Linked DNA regions of Homo sapiens: region 2 is linked to region 1. The links are chromatin loops, found by intact Hi-C in ENCODE. Cell type or tissue: breast epithelium. All regions are shown on one strand. Each heading gives the region's core, and the rest is flanking DNA. Links, peaks and the distances in the headings are about the cores only. Region 1 overlaps PGBD5 (piggyBac transposable element derived 5). Region 2 overlaps URB2 (URB2 ribosome biogenesis homolog).

Region 1 (8,332 bases), core at 45-8,044:
CTACAGAAGAAATAATGATTTTCCTGCCCATGAGGCCCTTCAGCACTGGGGCTTAATCCACTTTTTTGACTCGTATCCAACTACTCCCCCCACCACCCAACCCCATTCATTCATTGGCTCCCTCCCAACACCTTAGCTCACTCCCTGTCTATGTCGAAGGCCTTCCCTCCCTCCACTTTCCTGGCTGGCTCAGCTTCCCTCAAGTCCTAGTTGTCTTCTGGTCACCCCCCTGGAACTCACCGCAGCACACTCTAGCCAATCATTTCTGCCTCTGCCTGGGTCTTACTGGTCACGGCATGCTGGCATTCAGGAAATAGTTAAAGCTGCTTCTTCCTTGAATGACTAACCAGGTGAATGAAAATGAATGACAGCAAGCAACTAATTGTCATTAAACAGTTAATAGAAGAAAGTTCATCTATGTTACCTTTGGGGATAGTTTTAAATAAGAGAGGCTTAGAGAGTGAAAGCAGAGAGGATCTAAGGTTGGGGCAGTGGTGGTAAGTGTCTCTTTTGGGTAGAGAGGATGCTCAGGGTCCTTCAGATCCCATCAGGGGAAGCAGTGCCTGCTGCCTGGGGTTCCTTCCAGCAGGCACTTGATCACAATGTCAATCAAGTCTACTGTCTGCAGGAGCAAAGGAAGAATCCATTATTTGTAACTCACCCCTCCTGTGGGAGCCAATCCTCAGATAATGCAGAAGCCCTGAGGGGTCCCTCTATCTGGGCTGCTATTTCTTGGCAAGATTCACCTGGACCATTCTGGAAAGAATGCTGTTTGCCCTCGTACCAAAAAAACATTCAGAAAGAAAGATGCACCATCCTCCCTGCAAAGTCCTCTTGGGCTAACCACCCTGGGGCCTGTTCCTCGCTCTGTCTGCCTGGCGTTTAGACCTGTGCAAAGGCAGAAGAACCTTGTGATTTACTTGCAAGAGCCAAGCAGTGACTGGAGGAGTCTAACATCCTGCTCAGTGGCCAGCTGCCAGGTGGCCAGCAGCCAGGTCGTGTTTCCTGATGTCCACTCCCTATTGTGGTACAGTCTTAGTCATCACACCTAGTCAAAGCCTTCTGGTCTGACTTGGAGGCAGTGCCTCCTGGATAATCACTCGGACGCAGACAGTCAGCTTTGGGCCCGCTGGGTGTGCTGTACCCCTCTCCCGAATATCTAGCGAATTCTCAGCTCCTACTCTTGAACCAGGAGATTTGCAGGCATTAGTGAATCACTAAGTAGCAAGTGTTCCTTATTACCAAAAGGAAGGATGGACCCTCCACAAAGAGGGGCAGCTGGTGGCACACACAGATTTAAGAGGAGAGGGATTTCTTAAGGTTTAAGTGATCTTGAACCCTGCAGGGCTAGGGGTGGGGAGGCGGGAGGAAGGAGGGATCCAGGACTGGCTCCCGAAATCTACTCTGCACCTCCCAGCAATCCCAGGCCCTAGAGGAGGTGCTTTCAGTGAGGACTCTAGTACCTGGGTACTCCAGTTCCTGATGTCTCACAAGGACCCTGGGAAGAAAGCTAGGCAGGTATTCTTAGGCCCACTGTATAGCAGGGGAAATGAGGCCCAGAAAGGCTGTTGACTCCTTTAGGGTGCAGAGCATGTGCGGTGAGGCTGAACCTGAACTCAGGGCTACAGATGCAGTCTTGAGCGTGCCACCTGCACGCCCAGGTCGTCCAGGTATCAAAAGGCAAGTGCGAAACCCTCGGGGCACCACGAAACACTGGGAGTCAGCACTGTGGCTTGACAAGGCCCCAGGCCGCCTGTGCTCCGTGCCCCATGGTTTCTTGGGCATGGCCAGAGTCACCAGAAGCGGTGCGGGTCCTCGGAGAGCCCTGCAGCCCCCAGCCCGGCTTTGCTTCTCGCCATCTCACAGCAGTCTGTGGGTGCCGCCAGTCTCCCGCACATGCCACCACATTGGCCAAGGAAAGGCTCGCAAGTGAGACATGAATTCCCCAATTAAGCTTGCTGGAATTGTGCCCCAAAATAAAGAAATTAATTAAAGTCTTTTTGCCAGCATCAACTGGGCCGGAGGTGGGCTTGGACGCCCCATCTTGGAGCTCACGCCTCCTTCTGAGAGCGCATCCTTAGCTCCCTGGCATCTTGTGCATTGGAGGCAATAAAGGTCCAAGGCAGGGAAGACCTCAGAAGCTTGGGTGGCTCCACTGTGTCCCTGCTGCCTGTTGGTGACCCACAGCGTCCTATGGGTCAGGGGAAGGCTAAGCTGTCCCGGGTCAGGAGGCACAACCTCCTTACCACCTTGACTGTGTCCCTGCAAGTTAACCAATGACACAGAACAATCCAGATGTTTGTTGGGTGTAGTGGCGGGAAGAGCCATTTGCTCCTAGATATTTTCCAAAAGAGAGACGAGTCACGTGGTCTGGGAGACGGTGTGATGCTGAGGAAACATGGGAGTTTTGGGTTCAAATACTTCTGGGTTCAAATCCTGACCGTCCTTTACTTAGGGAGGCGTGAGCGTGTTTGAGCGTCACTATTCTCATTTGTAAAATGGAGAGGAAGGCATAAGGGGTGAGAGACAGGGCTGCCCAGAAACCTTGCTCTAGGCCAGAGGTCCTCAACCTAGGCCTCGGGTGGAACCCAGGCACCCGCAGTGATTCCAACATAGAACAGCTGTGGACCAGACTGTGGTGGGTCCTCGGAGTCACCTGGCAGTCCCTCTTGTCAGACCTTGCTCCAATCTGGCCTCTCAGGGAGCGTGGCTACACCAGCCTGCTGCTCCCCACTCCCCGACACTCCCCAAATCCTGCTCTATGTTTTCCTTTTCCGTAACACTCGGTGTCCTTTAAAAGATTCTGCTGAGGCCGGGTGTGGTGGCATACGCCTATAATCCTAGCACTTTGGGAGGCCAAGGCGGGTGGATCACCTGAAGTCAGGAATTCGAGACCAGCTTGGTGAACATGGTGAAACCCTGTCTCTACTAAATATACAAAAATTAGCCAGGCGTGGTGGCACGTGCCTGTAATCCCAGCTACTCAGGAAGCTGAGGCAGGAGAATCCAGGAAGCTGAGGCAGGAGAATCACTTGAACCCGGGAGGTGGAGGTTGCAGTAAGTCGATATCGCGCCATTGCACTCCACCTGGGGGGACAAGAGCGAAACTGTCTTGAAAAAAAAAAAGATTCTGTGACCCTTTTTGTGTTTATGGTGCTCTCTCCTCCTGTGGAACGTAAGCTCCATGAAGGCAGGGGCCTCTGTGTTGGTGACTGTCCCCAGAAGTGCCCGGCCCCTAACAAGTACTGGTAAACACTGGCTGGAAGCCGAAATGTGGAATCAGCAAGCCCCTTTTCCATTCCTGTCCCCATCACTTTACGGTGCTATAGTCTCCATGACTTTGCTTATTGTTCTCTCCCCTTGCTCTGGACCAGCAGAGACCTCGTCTGTCTTATTTAGGGCAGTGTCCACAGTGCCTGGAACACTGTCCACTCCAAACTCCGAAGGCATTTGTTGAACGAATGCGCTATTGTGTGCAGGGGACGGAGGCTCATAAGGTGTCCTCTGCTGCCCTCTGCTGGGCAGCCATGGGAAAGGCTTCATCTCAAAGAAGGTGGACAGTCCGAAAAGGGGGAGGGTGAAAATTTGGTTTGGGAGCAGGTTGTTAATTACATATTTTTCGTTTTAACTCTGTTAAAATCAGACAAATCTGCCTACACCTTCCCACTCTCCTAGGCCCTTCTTCATTCCATCCATGCCAGGACAACAATCCTGGATTTTTATTTTTATTTTTTTTAATTAAGATAATTTTTAATTGATATCTAATAGATGTACATATAGTTTCAGGGCATCCTGGATTTTGAAGTATTCCATCCTGTTAACTCCATGAACACACTTATTCTCGCAGGCACTGGCTCTCCTTTTTGGGGTTGGACTCCCCTCTCCTGGTCTCTCGACGTTTGCTTTGCTGGAGGGTGAGTGTGAACAGAGCCGCTACCAGCATTGGGCCTCACTCAGGCCGCATAAGGTCAGACTGCTGCTAAGGGTTGGGGCGACTCAGGGAAGGACAGCTCTCCATCTTTTTCTAGTTCCTGGGACTGAGGAGAGTGTGAGAGGGGGACAGAGAGGGTGAATCAGCCACAGCCTAACTGGGAAATGCTTGGCACAGAAAAATCTCGTGTCCAGTTACCTTTGGCTTCTTCGGGATCGAGAGCCTCCTCCCTCCAGACTGGTTACTGTTCCTTTAGGCAGGTTTCTTTTTTAATTTTTAAGTTTTAGAGGCAGGGTCTCACTGTGTCTTATCTAGGCTGGAGTGCAGTGGCGTGACCATAGCTCACTGCAGCCTCGACTACCTGGGCTAAAGTGATCCTCTTGCTCCAGCCTCCCCAGGAATTGGAACCAGAAATTTTTAATGTGTATAGACTTCACATTCTCTTGCCTGGTACTGTCAGGGTGGTTTAACCTGGGCAGAATTTTCAGACTCATGTCTATTGGCCCAAGATCCTCCCAGTGACAAATCCCTGAGCTTTTTGGCTCTAAATCAGCTAGTGTCACGTGGGTTTGTTCCAAAAAACGAGTCTACTCATTCTGTAGAATAACATCCACACCTGACCTCTCTCTGGCCATGTCAGTCTCCCATAGCAATTACTTTTAAAATATTCTGCCCCAGAGACAGAACATGATTCATGTATCCCCATTTGTGGTTGGGAAAATACGGGCTTCATTCCTTGATTAATTTTTACATACTATTATCACTCTGGCCACATGAGATATTGCGTTTGTGTCTCTCCCACTATTTGACAGCCCTTGATGGCAAAGACTGTCCTTGCTTATACCCTTAGTGTTTAGCATAGTGCCTACTGATTTGGAAGAGCTCAATTAAAGTGTTTTGAATGAATGACTTAGTCCACTTGCCCTGTACTATTCTTCTGCTCAAACTAGAACATGTTTGTCTTTTTTTGTGTGTATTCCTGTGCATGTCCCCAAAGGCCCACAGCCCTGGGAGATGGTTCTGTTTTTTTGTTTGTTTGTTTTTGTTGTTGTTGTTATTGTTTCAAACAAACAGCGTCTTGTTTGGGCTAAAGTGATCCTGGGCTAAAGTGATCCTTCAGCCCAAGCTGAAGTGCAGTGGTGCAATCAGTGCTCACTGCAGCCTTGAATTTCTGGGCTTGAGCGATCCTCTGCCTCAGCCTCCCAAGTAACTGGGACTGCAGGCTGCAGGTGCATGCCACCATGCCCAGCTAATTTTTTTTTTTTTTTTTTTTTTGGAGACGAAGTCTTGCTCTGTCACCCAGGCTGGAGTGCAATGGCGCTATCTCGGCTCACTGCAACCTTTACGTCCCGGCTGCAAGTGATTCTCCTGCCTCAGCCTCCCTAGTAGCTGGGATTACAGGCGTGTGCCACCAAGCCCAGCTAATTTTTGTATTTTTAGTAGAGACAGGGTTTTGCCATGTTGGCCACGTTGGTCTTGAACTCCTGACCTCAAGCAATCCACCCACCTCAGACTCCCAAAGTGCTGGGATTACAGGTGTGAGCCACAGCACCCAGCCCAGCTAAATTTTTAAATTCTATTTCTCAGAGACAGGGTCTCACTATGTTTCCCAGGTTGGTTTGGAACTCCTGGCCCCATGTGATCCTCTTGCCTTGGCTTCCCAAAGTGCTGGGATTATAGGCATGAGCTACTGCGCCCCAGCACCACTGGGAGATGTGATCAGCATTCAGTCAATGTGGCAGGGAAGGCTGGGCCCTGGGATCAGTAAACTAAATCCCATTATCCTATTCATCTATAAACGGTCTTTTGAATCCTCCTTGTTGGAGTTTTTCCTCGTTATGGATGTCTCTACCCTCAAAATGTCTTGGATACAAAAGGTTATGTCCTCACCCTACTACCGTTGAGAGGGGAAGGTCCCTGTGCACCGTGGGAACCCTGAGGCTGGAGAACCTGTATGCCAGGTGATGGGCTAGGGGACGGGCATCCAGAGGGGGACATCTGGGGACATGGATTATCTGTGCTCAGCAAAGGAATGTGGGGGAGGGGAAGAGGAGAAGGGAAGAAGAGAGGGAGGAAGAGGAGGGAGGGAGAAAGAGAAGGAATAGATATTTGTAAAGGACAGAGTCAGAGGCCATGAAATGTGGAAAAGAAAATGAGGGGAAATCATATAAAAGATAGTGGTAAAGGGAAGGCTCTGATTTTATAAAATAAATCATTACATCAGGGATAAACACAACAAAAGTAAAGGTAAATTTAGTGCTTACTAAAGGGTCTGCAAAGATTTGAAATCGTTAACATTTTAAGAGTGTTTGAAAATTATTTTTGGCTTGTAGAAAAACAAGGCATGTTTGTTATAATGTGCTGTAAAAACACTTGAATTCCTATGTTAGATGGAGAAGCACAAGCTTCTCAAAATCTTCTCTGTTTTGTAGATATGGGGTCTCACTATGTTGCCCAGGCTGGTCTCAAGCTCCTGGCCTCAAGCGGTCCTCCTGCCTTGGCCTCCTAAACTGCTGGGATTGCAGCTGTGAGCCACTGTGCTCAGCCCTCAAAATCATTTGTGATTAAAAAAAAAAACAACCTTGGAAAGTGGGATCCGTCATCTCATTTTATACAGAGATTTTCTACGGTAAGAAAAACAATGTCCACATTGTGACTGTCAGGATAACGCTGCTAAAGCCAATATCGTGCCCTTTTTGTTTTCGTTTTGAACTGCAATCATGAAAGCATCTGACTGGGTGGTATTTGCTGGCAGAGCTGGGGACATGGTGATCGTCCACAGTCACGAGCGGGCAGTTGCAGCTCTCCTGGGGTCCTTGGCATTCTGCACACACCAGTGCTCTTGAACATTGCTTCCTCCTGTTCCAGCTTCTGACAAGAGCGCTCACCCCAGATTCTGGAACCTTTTGAGGAGTGCGAGGAGAATGGTGGAGGCCCTTAGGGCTGTGGTAATAACAGCAGCCAATACAGGCTGCAGCTACAGGCTGCAGAATCCAGTCTGACGGTGGAGGGAAGATGGAAGGGGAGACGAGGAAGACCGCTTTGGGGATCCCCTTGACTTTTCCCAGGATCGGGGGCAGGGTTGAGGAAGCTAAGGTGTTAGCACAGGCCTGAACCCCCTGAAGACCCCCCTGCCCTGTCATTCCCTCTTCATCTTCCAGAGAGCCCGGCGGTGGGTTTCTCAGGCCTGGCCGACCTCCCTTGCTATTCATTTCCAGCAACAGACCCCATCATACTTTCATGAGCGTCCTGTCCTGTATCCTCCCTCCCTCATCAGCCACCCACAAAGAAAAACCACCAGAGAGAAGCAAACAGATGTATTTGACTGTATTTCAAAGGCAGTGACTGTAAACAAACTTGGTTGAAGAAATAAGAACCACATGACAAAATGCTTGAATTAAATCTTTTTTTTTTTTTTTTTTTTTTTTGCCACATTTCACATTTGAGAACCCAGAATTCAGCTCCTGTTATACAAAATTTGTAAAAATTTATTGCCTTGGCGTAAAGTGACAATCATGCCTTGGCGTAAAGTGAAAATCTTCACAGAAGGGTATGCTTTGTGTCACCAAATGGGGGTGCAGCTGTGTGATATCTGTGCAGTTTGTGATAAAATTAAAAATTTTCTGTGAAAGATTCTTAACTGGAAATTGGAAGGGAAAACAAGAAGAAACAATGTAATGTAGCAGTGGAAACAAAATTCTCACAATGAATAGCAGTCTTTCCAGCTTCTTTGACACGGATTTCCTCATCATCAATGGCGGCTCTCCTGAACTAGGGATGAGTGTGAATCTCCATTTGAGGAAGGGGAAGAAGAGCTTGGAGGGTGACAGCCTCCCCCTGAGAGAGCCAGTTGTGTTCATGATTTTGGTTCCTTCTTCCTCCTAATTAAGCATCTGCCCAGGAGCCCAGGAGCCAGGGCTTAGCTTCCTGGCTATTTTCAACTCTTCTTAGTGAAGACCAGCATTGCCAGCCCACTGACCCCAGTAGGGTCACCCCTGCCCACTGAGAACCAGCCACCCCCTCACCCCCCACCAGAGTTCCCTGAAGGAACCAGCTGCCTCTAGTGGGAGACAGAGTAAAGGCAGAGGGGCCCCTCCTTTCTCAGGTGCCCTGTGCTAGTGTTGGGCAGCTCTAAGGTTGGAAACTGCTTTCCCCACTGAGCTGAAGGCTGCCTCCTGGGATATGCACCCGGCGGTCCCCATTCAGCCCCGGGAGCCACTCGGATCAAGTCTGGCTGTATCCCGAGGGCGACCAGGACAGCCCTGTGAGCAGCAGTTCCCCTCCTGGAACACTGCTTCACCAGCCCATCACCCCAGCCCTGTGGACTGCTCCTCCCTCACCTGGTTTCTACGTGGACCCACCATTCTTGCCCTCCTGGACCCCTAAACTGGCCCATGTGTT
Region 2 (8,332 bases), core at 10-8,009, 650 kb before region 1:
AAAATATGTCCTCATTAGAAACTGTGTTTGCAGAGACACATTAACCCTTTCAGGTTATCAGGGTAGCAATAAATGATCAGCCAAATTCCAGGCCTGTCTGCTGATGCTCTACCACTGCTTTGGTTTTTTTCTACTTCTTAAAAGTAATGGCAAAATACATCTAGTATAAGGTGAATTTTACCAGCTTAACTGTTTTATGTGTGCACTTCAGTAGTAGTATATACATTCTTATATTGTGCAGCCATCACCACCATCTGTTCCCAGAACTGTTCATTACTACTGCTTTTTAGTTTCAGTTACTAGGGTTTCAAACTCTGTTCAGCCCACATTTAGTTGAAACCTGAATGGATGTGGTAAGTGTGAAGAGAACCTGTTCCCCCAGCCTTTTAGGTTGGTTTGATATTAGTCTGAGTCTCTTCTCTGGAAGTTTGGGTGGAGCATCAGATACAGCCAGGTTGGAGCTGGCTGCCACCCACACTCCTGTGCTCCAGATTTTAGGTAACCCTGAACTTCAGGGGAGAAGTGCATCTTTAGGGATGAGGACCAGTTCAACCATTCCAGGGCTGTTAGGAATTAAGTGCATATTGTGCTGTTCTTGACATAAATAAAAAAGGAATCTATTAAATGGCAATCATGAAATCACTTCTGCTCTTGGGTGATATGATGTGATCTAATTACTAGTGTAGGCTTATCAGTGGTCTGTTTTGGTAGTTTCAGAGCCTGCCTGCTGCCTTGCTCTGGGGTGAGATGGGGGTCATAGTGTTATGGTGAACGTAGTTGTCATTGTCCCACAGGGTTGGCATAGCTTCCAAGGTGATTGACGGTGTAGAAGAATTTGACACAATGGGCAGGCAGCTTATCTTCTTATAAGGTTTTTAAATTTAAAGACTCCAGTTTTTTAAAATGCCCCTGGTAAACATGTAAGCATCATTTACTGAACAGCAAAGCCAGCCTTTTGCTTTCATGGAGTTTTATTCCAGGTTTGTGTTTGCTTGAGTTAGCTTCTATTTCCCCAAAATACAAACTTTAAAAATATGAGTATTTAAAGGTTTGACTTAGTAATAAAATTATATTTTAAAAGTGAATGTCGATTTTTTTCTCAATTTGGAGGTCAGTTTGAAATTACTTGTTAGTGCTTCCCAAGGCATTGTTGGCAGGTGGTGCGGCTTGATCTCTGCCCCCAATTGTTCTCACAGAGGTTTGCCTTTTTCCTCAGGTGACCTTATATCCAGCTGTGAAAAGTCTGCTGCAGGAGGGCATTTACCTCATCCTGGACCTCTGCATCGAGCCTGACGTCCAGTTCCTGCGGGCCTCGCTGCAGCCGGGAATGAGAGACATCTTTAAGGAGCTCTATAATGACTATCTCAAGTACCACAAGGCCAAACATGAAGGAGAGAAAAGATATACGGCCTAAGGCTATGGGACAGAAGTGCCGCCAGTGACACTGTCCAGAGGCTTTGGCTGCATGGTCTGAAAGAGCTGGAGAATGAAAGACTTAAGATGTTCTAATTCGTAGTATTGGTATACATAGAAAATCCTTTGGGGTTTATGTAGTATATTTTGATGTATTTTACATCGTGTTTTTCTTACTATTTTTTAATACATAGTTTTATGCAGTAAGTATTGCAATAGAATCCTGAAAATTGACCCTGGGATGAGATTAATTCAATAGAAAAATTGCTGACTCTTGGGACCTTTCTGTGTTTGGTTCTCGTCTTGGCTCAGTGGTTTGGTGTTCCCTCGTCTGCACTGGAAACTACATAAAACTTGGCTTTTTACTTTGGGTACATGGGCGTATAATTCAGCCCTGTTTAAATATACTTGCCTTTCAAATTCTTCAAGTAACATGGGAAGTATTCTTGAAATGTCACATTTTCTGCCTTCCCTCTAAGTATGCTTTCTGAAGAAGTCAGGGAAAGTTAGAGTCTGTGGCCTGAGGTGTCTGCTCTGGGTGGCGATAGTGGGCACCTCAGGCAGGTCGGTGACGTTTAGCACAGGTGCCAGGGCTCCTGCCTGCTCCTCCTGTGTTAGCTCTGTGAAGTTCATTTAGGAATTTTTTTTTCCTATGCAGTTTAAGAAATAATCCTAATTGTTTTTTCTTATTACCTAAGCAATATATTTTTATTATAGCAACCTCAGAAAAGAAAAATAAAAGGATAATTTAAAAAACTCATTCATAGTCTCAGTTACCCAGATAACCTCGGTTGTCACCTTGGAGTATCTTGTTGTAGTCCCTTTACTATGTGTATGTATATAGATGTGCATATAAATATATATAGTAGCTAAATTGGATCATAAATGCATTTTTTTAAAGTTACCTTTTTTCCTGTGTAATATTTTAAGTAACTCTGGGTCAGTGAAAACATTCGACATATATTTTTTTTGGCTGCATAGTAGTCCATTGAGTAGATATTGTTGTTTTATTTAATAAGTACACCATGGTTAGACATAGGTATCTGTCCAAATTCCCTTTTATAGATGGTGCTTGCAGCTGAATTATTTTCAGAAGATGAATTCTCATGAGTTGTATTATTTGTCAGAAAACCACATCATTTTTAAAGGATTTATATAAATATTGCCAAATTGCCCCCTAGAATATTACTAATTTATTTTCCTACTAGTGAGTCAACTTTAATATTATTGATTTTTGTTTCTTTATGCTTCCTTGATAGGAGAGAGATGTTATTCTGTTTTGAATTTCTTTAATTACTAAGAGATTATACATTTTTCACATTTACCATTTTTATTTCTTATGTAAATTATGTTTATATAATTATCTTTCTTCTGTAATAGCACATTTCTCAATTGGGATATTTACCATTTTTCTTATTCACTGTCTTTGGGGGAATCATGTTGGAATTCCCTTTTTAATTAGTTCAAAATGCAGACTTTTGAAGTTATTTGAAGGATCATCCTTAAGCAAAGGCTTTTTTTTTTTAACACTGTATTTTCAAGCAGATGTGATTGGAGCAGACAATATAAAATGAATGTCTTTGATACCTAAGAGAAATGGCCCTTGTTTTACGCCCCACATTTGATTTTATTTCCTGTGCTATCTTGTGGGGGCTGGGGGACAGTCCTGCCTTACGCACTGCACATGTCATCTGTTCCCTTCCCTTCCTCATCTAGACTGTGTGTGCAGAGGGCCTTTCGAAGCTCTGGCCACCAGAAATGTCTTCGGCTGGTCTGGCATCCTTTCGCTTAATGCTTTGTGTTGACAGAATTTTGTTTCTGTAGTAAACTCCCTGCAGGAGCCTCGAAGAGAGTCTGGTGGCGCCATTTCTTGTTCACAATTGGAGATGGGTGTTGGTGTGAGCGGGCGACCTTTCAAGGACACGAGCTGTAAACAAGCGGGAGCTAAAACACGGTCTTAGGTTTGCCTCTGGTTCAAGTGCCCAGACCGGAAGCTAACTGTCTCCAAGGCCTTCATGGAGCCATGGCTAGTTTTTCCTGTGCTGAAAGTTCTGAAGGCCAGAGGTGAGGGGACCATCCTTTCCCCCTGCCTTGGGAATGCTGGGTGAGCTGACGAACGTGGAGCAGTTCATCAGGCGTCCTGGTGGTGGCACTGCAGGGCCTTTCGAAGGGAGTTGGCAGCGGCTGCCAGGTAGTCAGCCTTGAAGGAAGGGAAGGACGAAGAGAAGGCTGGGACTCCACCTCCTCCCTGCACAGCTCTGAAGGGCTCTCTGCTGTGTTCCCATTTCTGGGGAAGCAGTCACAGGTTCCTCACAGTCATTTCTATTTGAACTCTAAACGCTCCTCAGCAAAGAATTTGTTTTAACTCCATTTTGCTGATTCATAGGGTAGAAGAAACATGTTTCTGGCTGGCAAATATGGAGGCTCTGTTGTTCATTTTTATCCTGTTAGAATAGACCTCACAAGCAAAGAGAGTTGGCCCAGCCAGCTCTCCACATGGCAGAGTTGGGGACTCAGCTTGGGGAACGGCAAAATGCTGGGCTTCAGAGAGACTGTCCCCACTGGACTTGCTGTGGCTCCAGACCCCCATCACCTGACAGATGTGCATGAATCACCTGTCTGTACCAGGCACGGAGACATGGCCCTGGTCCTCAGGGAGCTTTCTAGTAGAGGACATTGACAATGAGCCAGGAAACAAATAGGCCAGGGGGTGATCGCGGGGTTGGCAGCAAAGCAGACAAGTTCAGTGGCTGGAGAAAGAGGTGATATTTGAACTGAGACCTGCCTGGGTGGTGAGAGGCGCCCCTGGAAGGGCCTGGGGTGCTGATCCTTAATGCCTGCACTGAATCCATGTGGCAGCCTGGTTTTGGCTGAGGGCGGACACCTGAAGGGAGGGGTGGGCGTAAGGGGAGTTGGGTGAGAGAAGGCTCAGCGGGGTGACTTTGCCTGGGATGTTGCCTTGGGCGGTCCTGGACAGTAGTACATCAGGGGGCCCCCAATGGCACAGACAACACACAGCCCCGTTCTCGACCTTGCCCTGCTTGTGGACCACAGTGGGTGGGTCTCCTTCACAGCCTGTCTTCTGCAGCTTCCCGGACTCAGCCTCCTACAGTAGCTGTGGAAACTGCCCAATGTTAAGGAGTGATGTGAAGTCTCCAGAAAAAAAGACAGCAAAGAGGGGGTGTCTACTTGAAGGGATTTGGGGGAGTTTTTTTTTTTTTCGGTTTCTCTTTTTCATTTTTCTTTGGAGACAGGGTCTCGCTCTATTGCCTAGGCTGGAGTGCAGTGGTGCAATCCTAGCTCACTGCACCCTCCAACTCCTGGGCTCAAGCGATCCTCTTGTCTCAGCTTCCCAAGTAGTTGGGACTACAGGTGCACACCACCACAACCAGCTAATTTTTAAGTTTTTAGTAGAGATAGTCTCACTATGTTGCCCAGGCTGGTCTGGGACTCCTGGCCTCAAGCAGTCCTCCCTTCCTTGGCCTCCCAAAGTGCTGGGATTACAGGTGTTAGCCCCCGCACCTGGCCCTGGTTTCTCATAACTCATAGAGGTAACTTTGATTTATTGCCGGCATGCCAGGCTATAGCCTGAATTCTTTTGTCTAATAAGCTCATACGTTTCTGCTTTATGTCTCATAAAAGCCGCTGTAGAGGCAGCAGCAGTGTCGTTTTTGATTCCTCATTCCCTTGTGCAACTTCTGAACACTCTCCTTTTTTTTTAAATTTTACTTTGTCGTTTACCTTTTCCATCTCTTCCAGCAGACAAGTTCAGTGGCTGGAGGGAGAGGTGATATTCACCCTTTCCCCCTCAGCCTGTATGTCTCTCGTGTCTCTCTAATGGATGTTACTTCTGTTGCCCTGTGCTTTCTTGTCCCCACGTCCTTCCAACACCATTCTGCCATCCCCACTCACTGACTTCTCTGCCCTCCCTCCCTGGTGTGTCTGGGCCACCTCTCTCAATCACTCCTGCTTGCTGGTGACCTCTCTTCTTTCCCAGTCTTCCCTCTTGTTTCCTGCTGATATTTTTTGTAGCCTCATGTCCACACTGGGGACCCTTCTGAAATGTCCTGACCCCACATTCCCAGGACTGCCACCCCTGCCCATCTGCCATCGCTGATGTGAGAACTCACACTTGAGCCTCCTTGTTGGACTCTTCTTGGCTTCCCTTGCTCCTTTTTTTTAAGAGGCTGGAGTACAGTGGTGTGATCCTAGCTCACTGCAGCCTCCAACTCCTGGGCTGAAGTGCTCCTCCCATGTCAGCCTCCCAAGTAGCTAGGACTACAGGTGCATGCCACCACGCCTCGCTAATCTTTTTTAAGTAGAGATGGGATTTCGCTCTTGCCCTGGCTGGAATTGAACTCCTGGGCTCAGGTGATCCTCTTGCCTTGGCCTCCAAAGTGCTGGGATTACAGGTGTAAGCCACCGTGCCTGGCCCAATGAGCCTGTTTGTAATGTCCTTTCTTTGGCCTGCCCTGTTGTCCCTCTACCCAGCTTGTTCCCCGTTGCCACCATGACCACTGTGCCTCACTGGCATCCCTAGGTCTGTCACCTCCTTCCTCGTCTTTGGAGTTCCCTGATTGTCCTGCCCTACCCTTAACTCCAGAGCCAGCTCTGTTGAGGGAGAAAGGAATGGAGTCATGGGGATTGATTCTCTACAAAATCCTGTTCTCTCTCTTCTGCTGGGGTCACCTATTGGGAGGAAGATCTCTTTTTTCATCAGAGGGAGAAACATCCATGAGGCAGCATAGCTTTGGGATGTTAGGAGCTTGTGGAGACTGGATTGTTACAATGGTTTTAATGTGAAGTTCTGGTTGATCGTAGAACATAAATATTTGGATGAGAGGAAGGAAGAGGTTTGTGAAATGCTCCAGAAAGAACACAACTAGTAGTAGTGGGAGTGGTTTTTCATTACAAAGGAGGATTGAGGGGATGTGACTCAGTAGACCAGGCTCAACGGAGGTGAAAGTGTGCTGGGGCCTGGGGCGAGAAACACACTCAGAAAAATGAGGCCACGGGAAATCCCAGCAGTAACGCCTGGCCGGCTGCCAAGGTGGTGATAAAGAAGCACCCACAGAAACACAAATCAGTGCACGGCCCTGCGTCTTCCTGTACCTTAATGTCATGCTAGAGGGCATGGCCAACTGTTTCCCAACTATGGCCATTTCAAAGACTCAGAATGGCTGTTCTTGTGGGGACAGATGTGGGTGCCGGTGCCATTCAGTGTCTGGTATTCTCTGACTTGGCATGCAGCCTGCACTGGTATTTTCTCTAAGCCCTCTTTGAGCTTTATAACAGATTAAATCAGGCACACAATCTCTTCCCATCTAACCATAGCCCTCTGTCTCTCGAGTCTCTGCTATCACTTTCCCTGCTGTTTATAGACACACACAGAATACTCTTAATTTATCTTCAGTCTCGATCCTGTTATCCTCTCACATTTCCATCAGCCTTTTCTCTTGACTACCCAACAATTATAAGGAGTCTACCTTTGCTCCTTGGTCATCCTTCCCATCAAAACTGCCCTCTGAAAGACACCTGGCTTCACGAATGTGTGGTAGGTCCTTGACCATCGCTGGACACCCTTGGCTGGTCGGACCCCCCGCTGGCTCTCTGCATCCTCTAGGGCCTCGACTATCTCTGATGCTCTTGGTTACCTTTTTCTCTCCCTTCCCCTAAAATACTGGTGTCCTCAAGGATTAATCCTTGACAATTCTCTCTAGACCTTCTAACTTTCCTGACCTTCCACTCCCTGATGTCACCATTGCCTCTGGGCAAGTCCTTTTCAAACTTGCCAATTTCTGCTCATTGAATTGAGTTGAAAATCTGGAAGACATAACCAATTCCTCACTCTCCTTCAGTCCCAGCTCTCACTAGCATCTTCCCTCTTTTCTCTTACTGCCTGTGGTCACTCATCCTAGAGATTGTTTCTAAATAGTCCTAGTGGTTGTCCCTCCATCTTCCTTCAAACCTCCAAAGAGTCTCCTTTCAAAAAACAAATTTCTTTTTTTTTTTTTTTTTGAGACAGGGTCTTGCTCTGTTGCCCAGGATGGGTTACAGTGGCATGATCTTGGCTCACTGCAGCCTCTGCCTCCCAGGTTCAAGCGATTCTCCCACCTCAGCCTCCTGAGTAGCTGGAACTATAGGTGCGTGCCACCATGCTTGGCTAATTTTTATATTTTTTTGGTAGAGACGGGGTTTCACCATGGTGGCCAGGCTGGTCTTGAACTCCTGACCTCAGGTGATCCACCATCCTTGGACTCCCAAAGTGCTGGGATTACAGGCATGAGCCACCACGCCTGGCCTTATGATGACTTTTGGAAACTCCATCTAAAATCCCACCCACCTGCCTTGACCATCCTGTCCCCTTTTTCCCTGCTTCATTACTTTTTCCTCAGTATGTGTTGCTCTCCAATTTACTAGGTGTTTTGCTTATGCATGTTGTCTGGTGTCTTTTTTCCCAGTAGAAGTTAAACTCCGCATATGCAGGGATCCTGTTTGTGCTACTCACAGCTTGAGTATGGACCCGAAATGGGCACCTGGCACATAGTAGGTGCTCAATTAATACTTGTTGGATGAAGAATGCCCTGGGAATACTGGTCTTCCAGCAGAGTAGAACAATTTGAAAACTGCGCTCCACCCGCCTGTCTCCATAAATGTCAATGAATGCGTCTTTGTAGAATAAATATTTGAATTAAATTTTCCATGCACTATGTGTGGCTGCGTGGCCTGACTGTACAGAGGCTGCAGTTTACCACAGCAAAGTGTTGCTGATGCTTCCTATTACAATGCGTCATTGTTTCACTAAACACCCACAGCTTAGGTTTTCAGAAAATCTGGAAATGTGACATTAGCTTCCTGATTGTCTCAATTTCCAGATGCATTCATCCCTAATCCAGCAAATGTCAGGAGGGCTGCTTTA

What was found. Hi-C counts contacts between places; a loop is a spot of excess contacts. Peaks named below come from ENCODE experiments on the same cell type or tissue, not always from the same donor. Only the 100,000 strongest peaks of a DNase experiment are listed, where the experiment ranks them.
Region 2: a loop joins it to region 1, with 4 times the contacts of the local background. A loop is called at or near these places in 104 of 110 quality-filtered maps.

The regions. Positions count from the first base shown.
Region 1 is chr1:230,307,247-230,315,578 of GRCh38, forward strand. It overlaps PGBD5 (piggyBac transposable element derived 5), which reads right to left. Exons shown (of 7, transcript NM_001258311.2): 7 at 7,244-8,332. It also overlaps the pseudogene LOC124904587. Among named protein-coding and RNA genes, the nearest start is that of PGBD5, 110 kb to the right of the region's middle. In breast epithelium, for the core only: a CTCF peak has its summit at 3,511 (motif pointing left); DNase peaks (open chromatin) are centred at 975 and 3,495.
Region 2 is chr1:229,657,884-229,666,215 of GRCh38, forward strand. It overlaps URB2 (URB2 ribosome biogenesis homolog), which reads left to right. Exons shown (of 10, transcript NM_014777.4): 10 at 1,217-2,317. The coding sequence ends at 1,414. Among named protein-coding and RNA genes, the nearest start is that of URB2, 36 kb to the left of the region's middle. In breast epithelium, for the core only: a CTCF peak has its summit at 3,547; a DNase peak (open chromatin) is centred at 3,578.